Regions from separate parts of the Homo sapiens genome. Here all the other regions are linked to region 1. A link is a loop called in an ENCODE intact Hi-C map of the cell type or tissue named here. Cell type or tissue: dorsolateral prefrontal cortex. All regions are shown on one strand. Each heading gives the region's core, and the rest is flanking DNA. Links, peaks and the distances in the headings are about the cores only.

Region 1 (6,366 bases), core at 638-5,637:
CCAGCCAGGCACTTCCCACATCAGCCAAATGGCACTCACTCCTCTTACATATTCATGAATATGAGATGTGCTTCTATTTCTGTCATTAAGCTTTGGAAATGATTTGTTATACGTTATTTTGTGGCAAGTTGATGATTCATACCTTGTGAAGTGCATCAGGTACATTCAACATGTAGACACCTTAAGCAAGTACAAGTCTGTGGAGCAGAAGAGTCACAAATAATGGCCTGAGTTGAGAGACCTCAGAGATGTTCTTATTCTTTTCTTCATTTCCCACTTCTCAGACCTGAAGCAAAAAGAGAAAAGGAAGGGGCAGGCACACGTAACTTGCTCTTGTCCTACTGAGCATTGACAAAGGAAGGAAAAGACCCCAGATCACAAGGCAGGAGAAAACCATCTGAAGTCACAGGCGATAAGAGCAAGACACTCATCACAGAACTGGGATGGCACTGCTGCTCCTGGCGGAGATCCAGCATGAGGCAGCATCCATGCACATTTAATGCCTTCAGCTTCTGTTGTTGAGAAACGATGGAAGACAGAAGTTCATGGCATGCTTCATCTAGCTTAGACATCAGCATTGTCTGTTTGCCCTTCCACATCCTCTCCCATCTTTTCCCATCTGAAAGTGTTGAAGAGCCGATTCTAGGTGTCCATTAGGCTGGACATATGAGAATATGTCTGCTAAAGTGGGAGGTAAGTTGCTACCCTTACACTGACCACCACAAAAGAAGACATGCAGTCACTGGTGGGGCCTCTTCATATTAGTGTTAGATTAGTACATGGATATTTCTAAGAAGTTACTGGAGTAAGTAAAGCTGTTATCATTGCCTAATTCTACATTTTATAATGGGGTCCTTTGTTCATAACAATGAAATCCTTTAAGCAACTATTAAAATCCTTTGAAACAGTGTTCTGAGAGAAGGCTGTGTGGGAAACTACACTGTAATTAAGACTATCAGCATTATAAAGAGAATGCAACATATCTTGCACTTTTTAAAAAATAAAAGCTAAACAAGGGATATCATCTAAGCTATAAAGCCGTGAAACATAATAAAAGAGGAGCTTTTCAGTAGTCTGTGAATGAACATCAGTCAACAGGGTCCAATTGCCCTCTACAGACCACTCTACCAACAACAGTGAGAAACACATTTTTTTTATTATCCATGGAACGGTCAAAAGATAGATCATATTCTGGTTTATAAAGCAAATCTCAACACATTTAAAATAAGTCTCACAGAGTATGTTTTCTAACTGTAATGGAATCAAACTAGAAATCAATAATAGATAGACAACATGAAAAATCTCCAAACACTTGGAAATTAAATGCATACTTCTGAGTACATCATAGGTCACAGGGAGTGTCTCAAAGAAAATAAAGCAATGTATACAAATGAATGAAAATATAACAATCTGTGAATATATTTTTCTCTTTTATTTACTTTAAAAAGTTTATGATTTTATAATTATGACTGGGAAGTCATAATTAAACGGTTGTAAAAATAATAATGATATACATGGCGAACACATGCTATGTGCCTTTGTACTAGAATTTTTATGTATCTTTACTGTTTAATTGCTTAATGTATTTATTATTATAATTATTATAAGTATAATACATTACTATAATGATTATATTATAAATATAAATTATTATATTAGGAATATTATAATATTTATGTATTATTTATAATTTAGCTCTCATGTTGATTTTAGACCCACTTCTCTCTACTTTTATCTGCATACTAGGATATACGCACTATAGCTACTAAAAAAATGTGTTCATATTATCTGCTTGAGTTCAGAAGTTAAATGTGAAAAGGTTGTCATACCTGCATTTTTAGCAATTATTAGTCTAAACGCACTTTTAAGAAGTGGTCTCTTTACTTTTTTTGTTGAATCAGAATAACATCACAAAAAAATGTTACACCGCAAGCCAGGAAGTATGGTACTGTAGCAAAATAAGAGACCACTCTTAGGCCTTACTTATAACACTAGCAAAGATATGTTTATTTTTTTAATAGCTACAAAATAAATTAGTGAAAGAAAAAAGTTTAGAACATGGATTAAGTGTTAAAATAGAACTTTTAGGTAATTTTGTGTATCATATAGCTAACATCTGAGTGTGTCCTGAAATGAACCCAAGATATTATGGTAAATTGTGTTTGAACACCTTAAGTCATAGAAAGCTTACTCCTTGCTAGGGCAGTATATTTTTAGAAGAGTTTGAATTGTTTCAGGGTTCTTCCTTTAAGTAATCTATTTTAATTGAATTTCTATTATACCATTTTGTACTTCCTTAGTATGACTTCCCAGATTTTGGGTAAATCTTAGTAAATCTATGTGCATTTTTTCCACTGATTTCTTTTGTAGATTTTATCACTGGATCTGACTATTGTCCTGTTGCCTATGACCTCAGTCCTGGGCACATCTATTAAGAGCCTCCTGCTTTCCTATCCCTTGGCAATTGCTTCTCTCTGTTGAGACCCCCATTCCATTCACAGGGGACAGAGCCCTGTCTTCATTCCGTTCAGCTGCCCCTCTCACTGCTTGCATGGCTCAGGCCAGCTCTCTGAATGGGCTTGCTGCACTTAGCACACCTAAAAACACAAGAAAAAAAATGCCAGCAGTTCTCATTCAAAACTTTAGAGCTTATTTACTTCTGCTTTCATCTCCTCACGAAGCATGTCACTATGTCCTTCTCATTTTTTTTCAGTCCCAAATCTGCACCAGTTCCATATTTTACATATTATGACCCTTTGATTAGTATTGAATGTCCTCAACTGGAAGTTTCTTTAGAAATCACTTCAAACACAAAACCTATTGGTTAAGAAATAACAATGTAACAGAATAAAGAGTGAACTGTATTTTAAATTGATTCCTGGATCAGTAACAGCTAAGAACCATGGCAGCCTCAAAGAGTCACGAACTTCATGCGGGTAAAGGTGTTCTGAATTAGAATGACTCTTTGCAAAAGGCAAAGAGATAAATTATTCCACTTATTAATTCTGTACACAGAACTTCAGACAGCCCCTAAAGTAAACAAACCAAGTAGCTAGGAGGGAAATACTGAGTGTGAAAGAGTTGATGAGCTAATTACATAATTATTGAAAAATATTACAGTAAACAGTCAGCAAATCTGAAGGGGTTGAACTGTTTATCTGAATGCAACTTCTCATAGGATGTTACCAAAACAATAAAAGAGAGTTAGCACTGCTGTCTCACGAAACTAAATATTTCTTGCTTCATTGCTAGTCTTATTTAAATATATATTTTTGAATAATTTTCAGTCTCTTAGAGTGGAAATATGATATTTCATTGCAATTTGCGGGGAATTTTTTTTTTCAGTTTAAACACAGAAAGCATATTTCTCTTTGACCCATGATCTTAGGTTCACACACACAAAAAGATAAGATGTAGTGCATGATCTGGTTGCTGTGTGTGAATGAGGAGTACTTTTAAAATTAAGTGCATTTTGAATGTTAGACTGACTGCGTTTTCATTAAGGTGAATGCTATGAGCAGGGCTGTTATCCTTTTCGGATGCTAGGCTCACGCATTAAAATCTTACTCACGATGGGGTCTGGCTTCCTTGCTTTCATCAAATTGCTACCTCTCGGCAGGAACCCAGACAACCAGGGTGCCTGCATCACTCTGTGTGGTTTTCTGTAGGAAGCTCCCATAAAGGGTTGCATAATTGTGAATAAGCCTTTTGGAAGAAATGTGAAAGCTCCCATTGTGCTGAAACAAGGAAGGAGGCCAATGTTTGAGAGGAGGTTGCTGTAGTTTTGCCAAATTGTGGAAGGAAAATGCATGAGGCCAATTTTGAAGCCCAGCTGCATCTTTCTAAGTTAAATATATATATGGGTTTCATTTTTTAATTCTAGTTTTGAGTAAAATTACAACTCTATTAAGGTGGTGATTTAAAAGATTCTTTTACAATTGTATAAAATAATGTATCATGATCTATGTAACACACAATAAACACAACCACTTTTTTGCCCAAAGTTCCAATGAAATAAGTCTTTCAATGAATAGACTAAAACCTTTTTGACTGTGTGGATTCCTTGATTAAGTCTAGCAATGACTGCCCATTGTCTGCTCAATTCCATTTACCCACTGTTTTCTTAGCCAATTTTGTATCTACATGAAACCCAGACCTAGGCTTCAGTTAGGTAGTGCCCCGGGTGGTCCATCAGATATGTCAAGCCTATTTCAGTATTGACTGAAAGCTTGGTCTCACATTTTTCTGTGTGATTAGCATATCTTCTCCAACTTTTGTTTCCCATGAGACTGCACCATCTTCTGAGTCGAGGGCCAAACTTTTTTTACAAGGTTCCATCGCTTTCAGACACACGGGGACTGCAGTTCCTCAGCCACTCCGGGTTTGATCCCACCACTGGGTCTTAGCATGTGCTGCTTCCCACATTCACCAACGGGTGCCCCTGGCTGCACAAATCCAGGGGCATCATTCAAATGGAATTGAAGCCTCTGCTCTCCTATTCACTAGTATATGTAACTCCAAAACTCAGTTTCTCGATGTTCTTGAAATGAGATTATAGGACTTGCTTTACTTACTCTATAAGAGGTATATGTGGCTCCTTTGTTGTTAAAGTTCTTTGTAAAGTATTAAATTCTCTACAAGGGGGGTTATTATCATTAAAATGCATTTATTGTCTCTTCAATGAATTAAACCTCACTGATGGGGATGAACCGTGCTTTCTACTCCATTGAATTAATAGAAGTTTAATAGAAACACAAAGCACTGCAGATTGTAGGCACTCAATATATGTTGCCCAAACTAAGGCTTCATCATTTATTATCAGACCAAGGAATAAGTCATCCAGTTAACCAAATAGTTCTCAACCTCATTCACTGTGGAAAACACTAACCAATCCTATTGCCTGAATGCCTGGGATATAACTGGCAACTTTCAGCAAATCTTGAATCCTTCCAAGGCTCTTAGCTACAAACCCTGTCCTCAATAAACACAAAAACTACTTAGAGAGACAAGCATACAAAAGTGATTCATACAATAGTAGAGTTATATACAGAGACCTCCTTGCAAGATTGGTATTCAGCAATCAATGTGATTGTACTGGTTGTTAAAAATGTTGACTATGACACATTGCAGTGTGAACACACATGGCCGAGACACGGGAATCCCAGAAGCCTAGTAAGAGTAAAGACCAAGTGTCTTAAGCCTTCAAGACAGAAAGAATTATCCAAGAAACACTGGCGGCTCACAGATGCTATCTGAGAGTTGAAGGCAATATGCAATTGTAGCAGCCCTTGAAAATCTTTTAAAGTAAACAAACCATGCTTACGAATAATACATGACTGTTTGGCTGAATGCCTAGTGATTGCAGAACGTCTTTGAGGATAGCAGGTTAAGAGTCTGCATTTATTAAAAAATACAATAACAATAATAACAGTAATGAATCTTAACTCTTGTTTTTCCATCTTGTCTTTGCTTCAGAAATGCAGAATTGCTCACATGTTCTAATTATTGAAAAATAAAAACAGAAAATGGACAGTCTTCTAAAATTGCACACAAGAGTTTTAGGCTCAAATCCTTTCCCTGGTACACTAGCAAGGTTCTTGGGCTTGATGCCTCTAAGCTTCCCTACCTCCCACTTCCTCTTTGCTAAGGACGGAAATGCCTTTCTAAAACCGGATGTTTTGACTCAGGTCTCCCTCTTTCTCCTGAGGGTCAACTGTAAGAACTCGGATGTCACTCATGACTCTACTTTTCATGACGCCTCCCAACCCCTTGTTCCTCTTTTACTGATCATTGCTTTTTATTTGCACTTTATTCATTTTATAACACTTTGTAGCTTTCACAGGCATTTTGCAGTCATTATTTCTTAAGAGCTTGCATCAACCCTGCAAAATGGGCTGGATAAATAAAACAGGTGAGAAAATTCCCTTACAGAACAATTATGTAACTTGCCTGGCAATTCACCAGGCTTCTTCTACGATACACGTTTTCTCATTTTTAAGATTGCTGGTTCTCAGTATTATTCTTTCTGTTCAAATTCTCTCGCATCCTCACTTCATCTTGCTATCAACTTCTCTAGCCTGATGTCAGCTGATGACTTTCTTTCCTTTATGGAGAATAAGTACTCGTATAACAGCCACCTACTTTTTAACCAACACAACTACAAAAACAGTTGCCTGCATGTGCATCTTTTCCTTAGTTCTTCCTGTTGGGACACTCACCTTTTTATTGAAGGAGGAACCCCCCAACTTCATCCCCATAACTTGTGTTCTCCAAGGCTTTTGCCCTTGAAGCCATGGCCACATCCTTAGATGCTCAGGAGTTAAATATTGAGAAACCGAGGAGGAAGCCATCCCTAAGAGGTTAAAA
Region 2 (6,366 bases), core at 798-5,797, 55 kb after region 1:
ATAATTTGACGCTGGGAATGAGTTGCCAAAGCAGGAAGGAGGAAGGAGTTATCTGGGGTCAGAGGAAGTTTCTTGGTACTCCTAAAATCATAGCAGAAGCAGCCACCGTCTCTGCAGTTGGTGAAGTCTGATTCCTCATTGTTTGTGGAATGCCTTGGATGCAGGGAATCCTGACCTGCTGATTCCAAGCACATATGATGACGCCCACTTGAGGGGAGTCCAGTAGCAGTCTCTGATAGTCTTTAAACACATGGCGCCAGGATGTGCTTGGTTTATTTTAGGACAGAGGTTTCCACATGGGGGAATTGCAATGATTTGAACCAAACTAATTTCTCCCCTCTCTACAACTGATAACACATGGCCTTGATTAGAGATACTCAGGAGTGCCTTTTTAAAATTCACATATCTTTCTGCACAAAAACTAATGGTCCATTGAGTCAGGATTCTGCATGTGATGGTAGTTGGTGCCAGATGTTCCAGAGGAAAGCAGACATCCCCACAATGAAGCTAACCATGAAAAACTCAAGCACAGGGAGAAATCCTTTCTGACCCCAGGTGGAAATCAATCACAGGTCTTGAAGCAAAGGATCATTACTGTTGGCAAAATTTCGTATTGGCAAGTGCTGTTGCAAACACGATTTTTTCATACAAATTAAGCTAAATGCATTATGAACAGTTGGTAACTATTATCAGTTACTACACTTTTCAACACTCTTTAACAATTTTCCTCAACTCCTACCATGTTAATAGATGTGTTAATCACTGCCTAAACAAGGCAAATAATGAGACATCTTAATTTGCCACTATAGATGGAGAAAGAGGAATATTGGAACTATAATGACAAAATAACACACATTTAAAAGAGATGTTTTCTTAGATATGACGGTAATGAGAATCTTGGGATGTTCAGGGAAAATTTTTAATAACTAATTGAGAATACAAAAGAAATATATGCAGAGATGTTTCTGTGTACCTCACACTGTTACTTATAAAGTCAGAATTGGGAGCAGTGGTGGAGAAGCTAAATAGAGTATTTTTATGGGATCCACCTCTCTGCCACCAGTGATTTCATGAAATATATTTATGAATAAATGGTTATGAAAACATATGCAATGTGATTCAGTCAAGGTTATCAGTCTATGTATTGTGGAAAGATACCAAAAATTTTTTAAAAGTCTCTTAGAATGGATTCATTATGTTACATTTCTCTTTATTTTTGTCTGTGAAAAATATGTATTACATTGTAGTCTAGGAAATATAAGTTGTTTTGAGAAAAAACATACCAATACTACGGTTGTTTAAAACAAAAAGCTCCATCCGAAGTCAGGCACTCTCTTCAACAATTCTCTTTGGAATGGTGACACAGGTTAGACTTTTCCAAAAGATCTTTAACAAACTCTGAGAGAGAGAATAAAACAGAAACAGCAAAGAAAAAAACAGGAAACATAAAAACAGCCAAGCTTTCAAACTACAGGTTTCGTAGCCCATAATAACTACTTTCTAAGCTTGCATACTGTGTTTTAGTCGTCATCCTGTCTTGTTCTAGCCCAGAGGTTGAGTACAACTATTCAGACAACATGCTGTAACTCCTGCACTTTCAGCTCTAGGCAAAGATTCTATCTTATTTTCAAAACACACAAAAAAGTTATCTTCAGGCCATCCCAAATTCTCCCTTCCATGAAGTGAAAAAACACCGAATTCAGGTAAGGGCCTATTTATTCTGATTTTTGTTGAGGGATATCAATGATTGGAAGCCAATTGAAAGGCCTTTTGTAACTGATAAAATTAATGAATCTGCTCTTCAAATGACACAGGATTTTTCTTGGCCCTTTTGCTGGGCTCACAGCGGGGGCACCCCATCTACTCAGCCCGCCTGGGTCAAGTCTAACTTGCACACTGGCTTAGCCCATGGCTGGGCCTGGTGTGCCCCAGCTCGCCTGTGTTATAGCTTGTACCCATGTTCAGTGGTTCTCGAGCTCTTGTCCAGCATCCAAGAAGAATGAGAATACACTGACGATTGAAGACTGAGGAGGGCAGAGCATAACTTTATTGAGTGATGGAACACTCTCAGCAGTGAGAGGGGATGCGACGTGGTCCCTCACCCCCTCAGTTGGGTGGTTTCTCTCTCAGTGTGGCTGAGTCCGGGACTTTTATGGGCTCAGAATACAGGAGTCCACTCTGATTGGTTTGTGAATATGCAAAGAAAGCTAAAGCAAAGGTACCACTCAAAGGTGGGCACGGCAGTGTAGAAGACCAATTAGAAAAGGGTAGGCATATGTAAAACAGGTGAAGGCTGGGGATCAATCAGAGGAATGTGCACCAAATGGGAAGACAAGTTCTCAATCTGGTCTGAAGACTTACCTGAGACTTGTAGGTAGGCTTTGAACTGTCTTCAGCTTGAAGGTGGAGTTTCACCAGGCACCTGCCCTATCTGCCTAGGCATTTGCCTGTCTCTGGCTGCTATCAGAAACACATGTTATTGTTTGTTTGTTTGTTTGTTTTTGGTTTTTGTTTTTCCTTTCCTTTACCACAACCATGACAGATTATAGAATGACCTATCCAAGACCAGTGTTATCTCTATATTTCTATGTGACTCTTTTTCAAGAACCACAGTACTTCTAAAACAGAAAGTACACATAAAGAAATATAGGACCTTAAATATATCTTTCCCGCTTCCAAATTTAGCTCAGAACTTACTTATTTGAGGAAACTTGTGTCCTCTAATTCGTTCCGATTTTTATCATTTGATTTGCATGCCAGCATTTATTTTCTTATTTTGAGTCTCCTGCTAATTAATATTTAAGCTTTTGCTTTTTCCTGCTTTTCCATTCCATATTTCCATTTTTCTGTCCCTTGATTGGTTCAGCATAGCATAGTAATTATAATAAGGATTTGGGAGTCTGAAGTCCTAATTTCATATCTCAAATGTTCCATAGTTTAATCTCTGTGATTTTGTGAAAATTACTTAATCTTTCTAATTCTCAGATTCCTTATCTGAAAAACAGAGATAACAGTCCCTCTTTCATGGGCATTTGGGGAAGATCTAATGAGATAATGGTTGTCAATTATTTACCACCATGCCTGGCACATAGTAAAGTTTGAAATAATGTAACCTGCCATAATGCCTATAGCAGTCAGAGTTTATATGGATTCTGTTCACAGCATCTTTTGTGAAGACTTATTAATTAGTCACTTGTATAGTTAATTAATTATTGCTTTTAGGGATGGGGACCCTCCATGAAATACATCATTAGCAACTGTGGGGCATTTAGAGTTGAGATGACCATGCATTCTTACTCTGAGCAAAAATCTCTGTCCAAGAAGCAGGAATATATTGAGGCTGGGGACACACTCCCATCATGCACACTCACCCCCTGTTATTGCAGACAAATGAATTAGAGCTTCTGCTGTACACAGCCAGGAGTGGAAACAGGTGAGCGATTAGACCCGAGCAGATGTACAAACTAGAAATCTAATCTTCTACAAGAAACCCTAGAAAACATGACTTGATCTCAGCTCACCACAGTGTTGTGGTTAAAGAGATGAAAACAGCCTAATATGGCTTGTTATCTTTTCCTTCTTTCTATTCATTTTACAAGCAGTTTGGAAAGCTTCCCAGATGCTAATCTATAAGTCTTTCCAAATAGCACCTCAGAGGCCAGAGAAATGGGAGGGCTGTGGGGAAAACCTAAATTTGTTAACAGGGTGGATTTTCTCTTTCCGTAAGTTAGTGGATTCTTCTGTGTCTATTCCAAGGGTAGAGAAAAGATTCTGCCTGTTACTGAGCTTCAGCAAACACACAAATCAAACATGCCTCTTGTCTGCAGCCAGACAAGCCGACGTGTGTTGCAGCTGCCGAGTCATCCATCCTCGGAGCTGTGTGTCAGAGCTTGGCCGAGAGCAGGATCCATGACAGGGACAGGGGTTATTTCGCAGCAGAGTTAAGGCATCATTTTTCCTTCCCAGCAGTGCTCCCGTTTGAACTCCTCTCCAGATGTTTTTCCCTCTACCATGTAAGGAGCAAAGTGATGGGCTCAGATGAGCCAAGGTAGAAGAAAACAAAATGAATTGACTAGTCCAGGAGGTACTCTCATAAGACACACCCACCTCACCCCTTGTTTTGTGCAGTCCTATTTCCAGAATAAGGGGAGGAGGAGGCCTGATTGGAGGAATGATGCTGAGATCAGAGACCTGGCCTTTGTCATGGTGGTGGAGAAGGCAGAAAAGCACCACTGGCTGCAAAAATTCCCTTGCGCTTTCTCTCAAGAATGAAATGGATGTGATTATTGCAGATGGGAAAAGTATTTTAATTTCCAAGTTAAAGATGCATGGAAAGATATAGGTAGGAGAAGAAAGAAACCTGGGCTGCTGATTTATTCAGAAGTGAAGAGAGAACAGAAGAGAAACACATTGAATATGTGCTCAACAATGCATATTTATGTTTGTTTTCCTGGATCAGGCAAGGTTATTGGTTGAATTAGTCCCCATTAAATGATAAATCCAAGTGCTACCCACTGTGTCCTGTGAATGTGTGACCTCACCTGGAAATAGGCTCCTGGCTGATGCAATGGAGTCGAGATTAGGTCATACTGAGGATAGAGGGTGGACACTACTACAGTGTAACTGATGTCTTTATAAGAAGATGAGGAGAGACACAGAGACAGACACAGGGAGAAAGAGGCCATGTGACAACAGAGACAAAGATTGGAGTGAGGCGGCTACAAGGCAAGAAATACCAGAGGTTGCCCACCCCACTCCCACACCCCCTCGCCCCAGAACTGGGAAAAGTGAGCCCAGACTCCACTCTGAGCCTCAGAGGAGCATGACCTGCCACGCCTGGGTGTTGGACGTCCAGCCTCCAGAACTGTGAGAGAAAACGTTTCTGTTGTTTTCATCCAGACTGTTGGTGGTTCTCTGATACAGTGACCCTAATGCAAATGCTGAAGGAAATGTGAAAAAAAAAAAAAGGGACACAGTTTTTACCCTTAAAGAGTCTCCAGCATGAGTAGAAAGATTATCTAGCTTATGTGTGCTAGAAACAGTACATGACAGTTGTTGAAAGGAGAACGAGGTCAGCGTTGTTGTGTTGAGGTTATTGGTGAAGTTCTTATGCTCTAATGTCCAATGAAGGCCTCATACTATGCTTAAATATGTATATTTTAGATGTATAGTATTTTGAAGCTGAAATAGACTTAATTATCTGGCAGCTTGTAAAATGTGTCCTAAGGAGAGTGGGGCTTCTATAGAGTTGCTCCATCTCCACCTCCCACCTCTGACGCCTGCCTCCACCACTCCCCCGGCCTCTCTCCATGGCAGCCGTCCCCCTCAAACCTGGTCCATAAACACAGACATTCGCCTTTGAGGCATTGGCTGTTCTAATATTAGTCATCTGCCATGAAGCCGGCCTTCTCCCTAGTCTCTGATAACAGTGATTTCCTACGTTTGGGTGGGAGTTGCAAATCATTTTGTGTCCTGTACAAACACAATGTCTCTTGCCATTAACAACCTCTCTTAATATGCTTTTATTTTACCTTTTCTTTTTAATTTTTATTTATTTATTTTGCAAGCAGCAAAACCTCACTCTGAAGTAGAAAATGATTTTTAGGGGGAGGATTAGCTAGCTTGCTGAATTCTAAGACTTGAAACAAGATTTTAAAATGGACAGAATCAGGGGAAGCCAGATGGCCAAAATGCTGTCCCATAAGACATCCATTGAGGACAGCACAGCCATCACCATGAAAACTCATGAGACAGCTTGGAACACTGTGGCCGCTCTCAGCCTGGAAACCTCCCTCCACCATAGCATCCCTGGTACTACCCTCCTGGAAGCCAGAGACAGTGGTGCTACCGCTGTCTGCAGCCAAGCTGGGCTCCACAGACCAGCTCTGCGGCCTTCACCCTGGTGCATACTCCCTGACAAAGGCGTCTGCGTGGCTGAGCCTGGCAAGAACTTAGTCTCTGGTCTCTGCTGAACTGCAAGAGAGCAGAAAATAGAGTGTTGCATGTGCAGTGAGAAGAGAAAAGTGGGATGTTGGCCAGCACTCCCTACTTGTTTCTTTTTTGTTTGTTTGTGTGTTTGCCTTTTGCAAATGCAGATAGCACTCAGCAGCCCAGGATCTCATCATCAGAGCTCAGCACAGATGATCTGTATCAGAGTTTCATGTAAAATTTTATTCAAAAAATTGACTCTTGCAACCCAATGGCCCTGTCCAGTCGGCTCAATCTGCAGACTGCAAATGTTGGGGGTGTCAAGTGACTCACTCAAGGTCACGCAGCTCATTAGTGTGAGCCTATCCATCAGCGCAGGGCCCCCTCCTGCTCTCCATGGCAGCCAGTCGGCATCCTACCTGACAGGCTGAGAAGAAC
Region 3 (6,366 bases), core at 507-5,506, 53 kb before region 1:
CATCATACTAAGGAGTAAAGACTGAATTATTTTTTTTTCTATTTTATACAAGGCAAGATGTCTATGTTCACACTTCTATACAACATTGTACTAGAGGTCTTAATCAGTGTGATATGAAAAGAAAAATCCTTAGAGTTACAGGTTACAAAAGAAGTTAGCTCTTTATTGACCACTGTTACGTACATATGTGTAGAATATCCTACCAAACCCATAAACGGCTATAGTCAGCTATAAACAGCTATAAATGCATATCTAGCAGAATCGTGTTATAAGATCAATATACAAAACTCAAATGTATTTCCGTATACTAAAAATAATATGGAATTGAATTGAAGATAATTTATCATAACTTCAAAAATTAATACATATTAGAATGTATTGACCAAAATTTAATTAGTTGTATATAAAGAAAATTTAAAACATTGGTATGAGAAATTAAAAGAATTTAGTACATGCAAAATATATTGTATTTATGTATGGAAGATTCAAAATTGTTATGATGTAATTTATCACCAAATAGATGTAAATATTAAATGTAATCTTAATCAAAACCCCAACAAGCAATTTTTTGGTAAAGAAATTATTAGGCTTGATACAAAATGTATGAAAAAACAATCTTTAAGAAAACAACAAAATTTGAGGACTTCCAGTGCTTGACTTAAAGACTTATATTAAGCTATAGTAATGAAGATAATGTTATATTGAAGAATAGACAAGCAATCCAATGGAAAAAAAAAATAGTGAGTTCAGAAATAGAACTAAATGTAAAGGGTCAATTAATTTTGATGAAAAGAGTGCCCAGAAGCTGCCCTAAATAGACATGATCAAGTTATTTCACCCAAAGTGATTAAAGGGGAAAGAAGCTAAGGTAAATTAATGGGGAAAAGAATAGGCTTTCAACAGGTGGTCCTTGAAAACTGGACTATACTTTTGGTTGTATATGTTTACATTTATTTATTTACTTATTTATTTACTTATTTATACATTAGTAATTTCAGCTATTGTTTTAGATTCAGAGGGTATGTGTGTAGGTTTGTGATACGGGTGAATTGCATGTCACTGCGGTTTGATGAACAAATGATTTCGACACACAGGGAGTGAGCATACTACCCAATACTTAGTTTTTGACTCTTATCCTCCTCCTACCCTCTGCCCTCAAGGAGGCCCAGGTGTCTCTTGTTCCCTCTTTTGTGTCCATGTGTACTCAACGTTTGCTTCCCATTTATAAGTGAGAACATGCGGTATTTGGCTTTGTGTTCCTGTGTTTATTTGCCTGGATAATGGCATCCATGTTGCTGCAAAGGACATGATTTCACTCTTTTATATGTGGTGTACATGTACCACGTTTTCTTTATCTAATCCACCACTGATGAAGATTACCTGGCAAAAACAAACTTTTAGGGAAATGGAAATGTTCTGTATCTTTATTGTGGCAGTGGTTCTATGGGTCTATACGGTTGTCAACACTCAGTGAATTGTTCAAGTATAATGGGCATATGCACACACATATACATTTACAAATACACACACATATTCAATAAAGTTGATTAAAAATAAAGATGGAAGAACAATTTAAATTTGCCACTGAGTAGCTCTCATCCTGCTTCCTAACAATAAAGGTTTGAAGGCCCAGATCTCTCTTTTTATTACAAACAATCTCTGTCCCTTTTAGTCCAAGCTAGTTGTGGAGTTGTCTTTCATACAACATTTATAAAACCTTTGTGAGTTTCCTATGAATCTGATCAGAATTCATATAATGTCTCAAAGCCAGACCCATAATTCTTTTTGGAGTAGGTCCTTTCATGCTCTGGTCCTTGCGGGAGACAATTGCGGACAAGGCACCAATGATTCCTGAAAGCCGTTTTATAACTCTAGCTGAAAGAGGCTTCTTATCACTGTTGTCAATCTTTGAGTCCTTTAACATGTATCTTATAGCTACAACCTTATTTCAGCTGTACCCTGATGTCTTCTTCTACTTAGACAACCTTCTAAGCATAAGAATATTTTTAAATTTAATTCTCCAACCAAATCACCCTAAGTCTTCTCTGTTACTCTAATTTACTTACCAAGTGAACACCACTGAGGAAAGGATGTTTCAAGCAAACCCAGTCAAGAATCTCAAAGGAGTCATAGGCATCAGTGTAAATCTCCAAGGAGAAAGTAGAAATTTATTTGCACAACTGTCCTGACTTACCATAGAATCACTGCCTTTTTCTGTAACTCTTTAACAAGAAGGATAACTCTTAAACTATTAAATAGAGTGTACAATTTTTCTTATAAAAATATGTTTTTATATAGGAAGATGACCTAGGCCAGTTCAGACAGAGAAGATTAAGAGAAAAAAAAAAACATTTAGAACAAAATATACTTTAGACTCCAGGTACATGAACCTCTTTGGGGCATTTTTGATCCCTTAATTTGATCCCCTTTTCTGACACTACCTCCTCTCCCTGTTACCTTCCATCCACCACATATTTTCATGCAGTAACAGGGATTATTTTACTAATAGAAGGGGGATTTTCTGACAAAAGTGAAAATAACGTAACACGGGGGTTTTCTTGGTGAAAGAGTACCGACAATACTTTTATCTTTCTACCTACATGGTTTAGAAGTTATGTTCTGTATAATTTCAAAACATTTTGTAATATGGAAATCAGTAAATCATTTGACTGAGAAATTAAAAATTAAATGTGGTAAAAAAAAGAATTCATATACTAGAAAGTCATTCTCTACTTAATCTCTATTTTTTAATTAGTGCATTAAAAGTATGACAAAAGTACCAATTAAGCAATGGCAAACCAAATCACATAATAAGGACAGGAAGAATGAGGACTAGTTATTAATCTGGTTATACTACTGTATGAGTGTGGAATATGGTGAGGGTAAAAGGAAATGGCTTGGTGGAGAGGAATAACATAATAATGAAAGTACTTGAGAGTAGGAGAGATAAATAAAGGAAGGAACACTGTAACTTCCTCTTTGACTCTGTACCTCTTTTTTGTTTGTCCACTCTTTTTTTTTTTTTCCTTTCCTTCCTTGCAGGGAGAAGGTCACCGTGATGTGATGGAAAGGCAGAAATCAATGGTGGCTGGCTCCTCAGTGATATGAGTCAATCCATCAGACAGACTGGTGGCAGTCACCCAGCCTTCACAGCTACCACCCCCATGCTGGCAAATGTCACATTTGGAATTCATTTGCATAGCTGGGTAGCACTCCCTGCGGAGTTACATTGAACAATTTTGCAGCTGTGACAGCTTGAAATAGAAAAGCTAATGCAACTATCTATTGACTTCCTCTGTGCCTTGTTTCCCCAAACTCTAGCTTGGAATTCTTGTTACAGAAAGGGCGAGGATCACGTAAAAATGGAAGGGAAACTGGTGCAAAACTCTCAGGTATTTTGTGGAGAACACTATCAGTTAGCCTGCATTTCTTGTGTGTGTGGTTTTTTCTTTTTTGGTATTTCGTTTTGTTTTGTTTTGTTTTTAGATGGAGTTTCGGTCTTGTTGACCAGGCTGAAATGCAATGGAGCTATCTCGGCTCACTGCAACCTCCACCTCCCAGGTTCAAGCGGTTCCCCTACTTCAGCCTCCCAAGCAGCTGGGATTACAGGCATGCACCACCACGCCTGGCTAATTGTGTATTTTTAGTAGAGGCGGGGTTTCACCATGTTGATCAGTTACACTGCATTTCTTTTTTCTTTTCTTTTCTTTTTCTTTCCTTTTTTTTTTTTTTTTTTTTTGAGACAGAGTCTCGCTCTGTCGTCCAGGTTGCAGTGCAGTGGCGCAATCTCGGCTCACTGCAAGCTCCGCCTCCCAGGTTCACGCCATTCTCCTGCCTCAGCCTCCTAGTAGCTGGGACTACAGGGGCCCGCCACCACGCACGGCTAATTTTTGTATTTTTAGTAGAGAAGGGGTTTCACTGTGTTAGCCAGGATGGTGTCGATCTCCTGACTTCGTGATCCGCCCGCCTCGGCCTCCCAAAGTGCTGGTTACCCTGCATTTCTAATTCAACCTTCCTTGCCTCTAGTTTCTGCATTCACCTCTGACTATATTTCTCTGCTTTGCTGTATTGATTGGAAAGGATAGTACTGTTGGGTTCATTAATAGGTACATTGCCTTTTCCCTGTAGGGGAATAAAGACTTAAGTAACTTTCCTGAATTTCAGCAATACGGTTAAATTTTTTTTATGTCTATGTTAAATATTTTCTTCTATTTACAGTATCTTTCACCTCTCTCTCCCTTGCCCCATCCCTCTCTCCCTCCCTCCTTCCCTTTCTCTTTCTCTTTCCTTCCATTTTCTTTCTCTCTTTGCACATATACACAACCACATATGTACATACATACACTTACACAGACAGAGGCATGTGGGGGTAATGCATCATGGAATTGAGGCCTTTGATTAATTAATTAAAATTTTTACTTATAGAAAGAGTAAGCAGTAATACAGTTAGACGTGTATTTATTTAATTTTTAAAAATTTATTATTGAAGTACAGCTTATATACTTTTCAATGTAAAGATCCTAAGTATGGTGTCTAATAAGTTTGCCAAGTGTATTCACCCATGTTACCTACACTCCTGTAAAATTTTACATTATTTTCATCACCCTAGAAAGTTCCTGCATAAGCTTTTCTAATTACTTCACCTAATTCTCATAGCCACCGCTGTCATTTCTGTCACCACAGAAGAGTCTTTCCTATTCCTGCATAAATAAAATGTAGGATAAATGTAAATTGAATGTATACAATATGTACTCTATCTACCTGTTTTTCCACTACTCTCAGCAAAAGTTAACTCTCAAAATTGTCCATGATGAGCCTCTGGCAATTTGTCAACTGCAGTTTAGGTTTTCCTACCCCCAGTACCGATCCCCACAGTTTTCGTTCCTGGTGTTCTGCTCCAGGAACCTGTGATTCTCTGCATCCACCTGTCTTCGTCTTCAATATTTCGGTCGGTGTTTCACTTTGTGACCTCACATATCCTCACCTGACGGATCTAAGAAGAGTCGTCAATTTTTAGTGGGTTTTGTTTTCAACTTTTTCTTGTTGTGAAGTTGCAGTGACAACTTTCAAGCTCCTTACATTCCAGACCAGAAACCAGAAATCTCTCAGTATTATTTCAATCATTTACATTATTGACTTAGTTTATTGCTTCTTTAGGGTTTTATTTTTTCTTTATTTTGAAGCTTTATAATTAGATATATACATGATTATTGTTTATATGCTTTCCTGACGAATTGGCAATTTTATGATATTAAAATGGCCCCCTTCGTTTCTGATGATGTTTTTACCTAGAGTTATAATTGTCTGAGATTCATTATAGCTGCCCCAATTTTCTTAGGCTTAATACTTTCATATCATATGATTTTTCACCCTTTTACTTTAAACCTTCTAATGTCTTATATTTGAAGAATGCATCTGATAAATGACACATTTGTGTTTGGTTGGTTTTGTTTGTTTTAATTTTTTTCTCCATTTTCACCCAGGCTAAAAAAAATATGCGTTTTATTCAGGCTATTTAGTCCATTTATGTTTAATGCAATTATTGGTTATATTACCCATTCTCTTTAGATAAATTGAGAATTGTTCTGATATCATTTCTAATATTCTCTATTTGCTTTAGTTTCACCTCTTTGTGTTATATTTTTAATAGTTGTCTTAAAGATTACAATACACATATTTAACTGATTATAGTTGATCATTCTAATAGTTACTTATCTTTAACTTCCTTTCACCAGATAATTTGGGCTTTTATCTGGTATATTTTACCAGATAAAATATACCAGATGTATATTTTACTTCTACAAACATCATAAGCCATATCATACGTTACTATTTTCATTTTATTTTGCCTGCAGTTCTGGGTTTTTATCTGGTATAATTTTCCCTCTCCCTGAATAACTTCTTTCAGTATTTCTTGTATGCAGTCCATTTGGGGACACATCTCCTCAATGTTCAGTTACCTGAAATTGTCTTTCTTTAACTTTCTTTTTTCAAAGATGTAGATTCCCATACTATTTTCTCTTTCTTTAAGCACTTTAAAATATATTTTTACAGTTTCTTCTGGATGAAGTTCCCACAACAAATATGAATGTATATGTAATAAAATGCTTATAAAATAATGGATAATACATTAGCCTAACCATATCTGAGGAATATTTTTAAATTTCTGTTAATATAGTATGGAGTAAAAACCATAGCTAAGTAATCATATACTTCTATACTCACACTTCAGTTGTTGCTTTTTTAAGTTGAGCTATATTTTTAGTTTATTTTTAACTTGAACTTTGTAGAAATAATGGGCTTCTTGTCATGCTTTTACCATTTTCCTCTTTATGTCTTTTATAAGAATAAATAGAAAGATAAAAG

What was found. A loop is a pair of places that touch in the nucleus more often than their neighbours do. Peaks named below come from ENCODE experiments on the same cell type or tissue, not always from the same donor. Only the 100,000 strongest peaks of a DNase experiment are listed, where the experiment ranks them.
Region 2: a loop joins it to region 1, with 2.7 times the contacts of the local background. A loop is called at or near these places in 1 of 110 quality-filtered maps.
Region 3: it touches region 1 in a loop (4-fold over the local background); 1 of 110 quality-filtered maps calls a loop at or near these places.

What each region holds. Positions count from the first base shown.
Region 1 is chr6:164,690,438-164,696,803 of GRCh38, forward strand. No RefSeq gene overlaps it. Among named protein-coding and RNA genes, the nearest start is that of MEAT6, 130 kb to the right of the region's middle. In dorsolateral prefrontal cortex, for the core only: no CTCF peak of the experiment used is centred there; a DNase peak (open chromatin) is centred at 3,674; H3K4me3 peaks cover 1,257 bases; H3K27ac peaks cover 2,892 bases.
Region 2 is chr6:164,745,736-164,752,101 of GRCh38, forward strand. No RefSeq gene overlaps it. Among named protein-coding and RNA genes, the nearest start is that of MEAT6, 73 kb to the right of the region's middle. In dorsolateral prefrontal cortex, for the core only: no CTCF peak of the experiment used is centred there; a DNase peak (open chromatin) is centred at 3,866; H3K4me3 peaks cover 958 bases; H3K27ac peaks cover 1,315 bases.
Region 3 is chr6:164,637,983-164,644,348 of GRCh38, forward strand. No RefSeq gene overlaps it. Among named protein-coding and RNA genes, the nearest start is that of MEAT6, 180 kb to the right of the region's middle. In dorsolateral prefrontal cortex, for the core only: no CTCF peak of the experiment used is centred there; a DNase peak (open chromatin) is centred at 3,149; H3K4me3 peaks cover 590 bases; H3K27ac peaks cover 503 bases.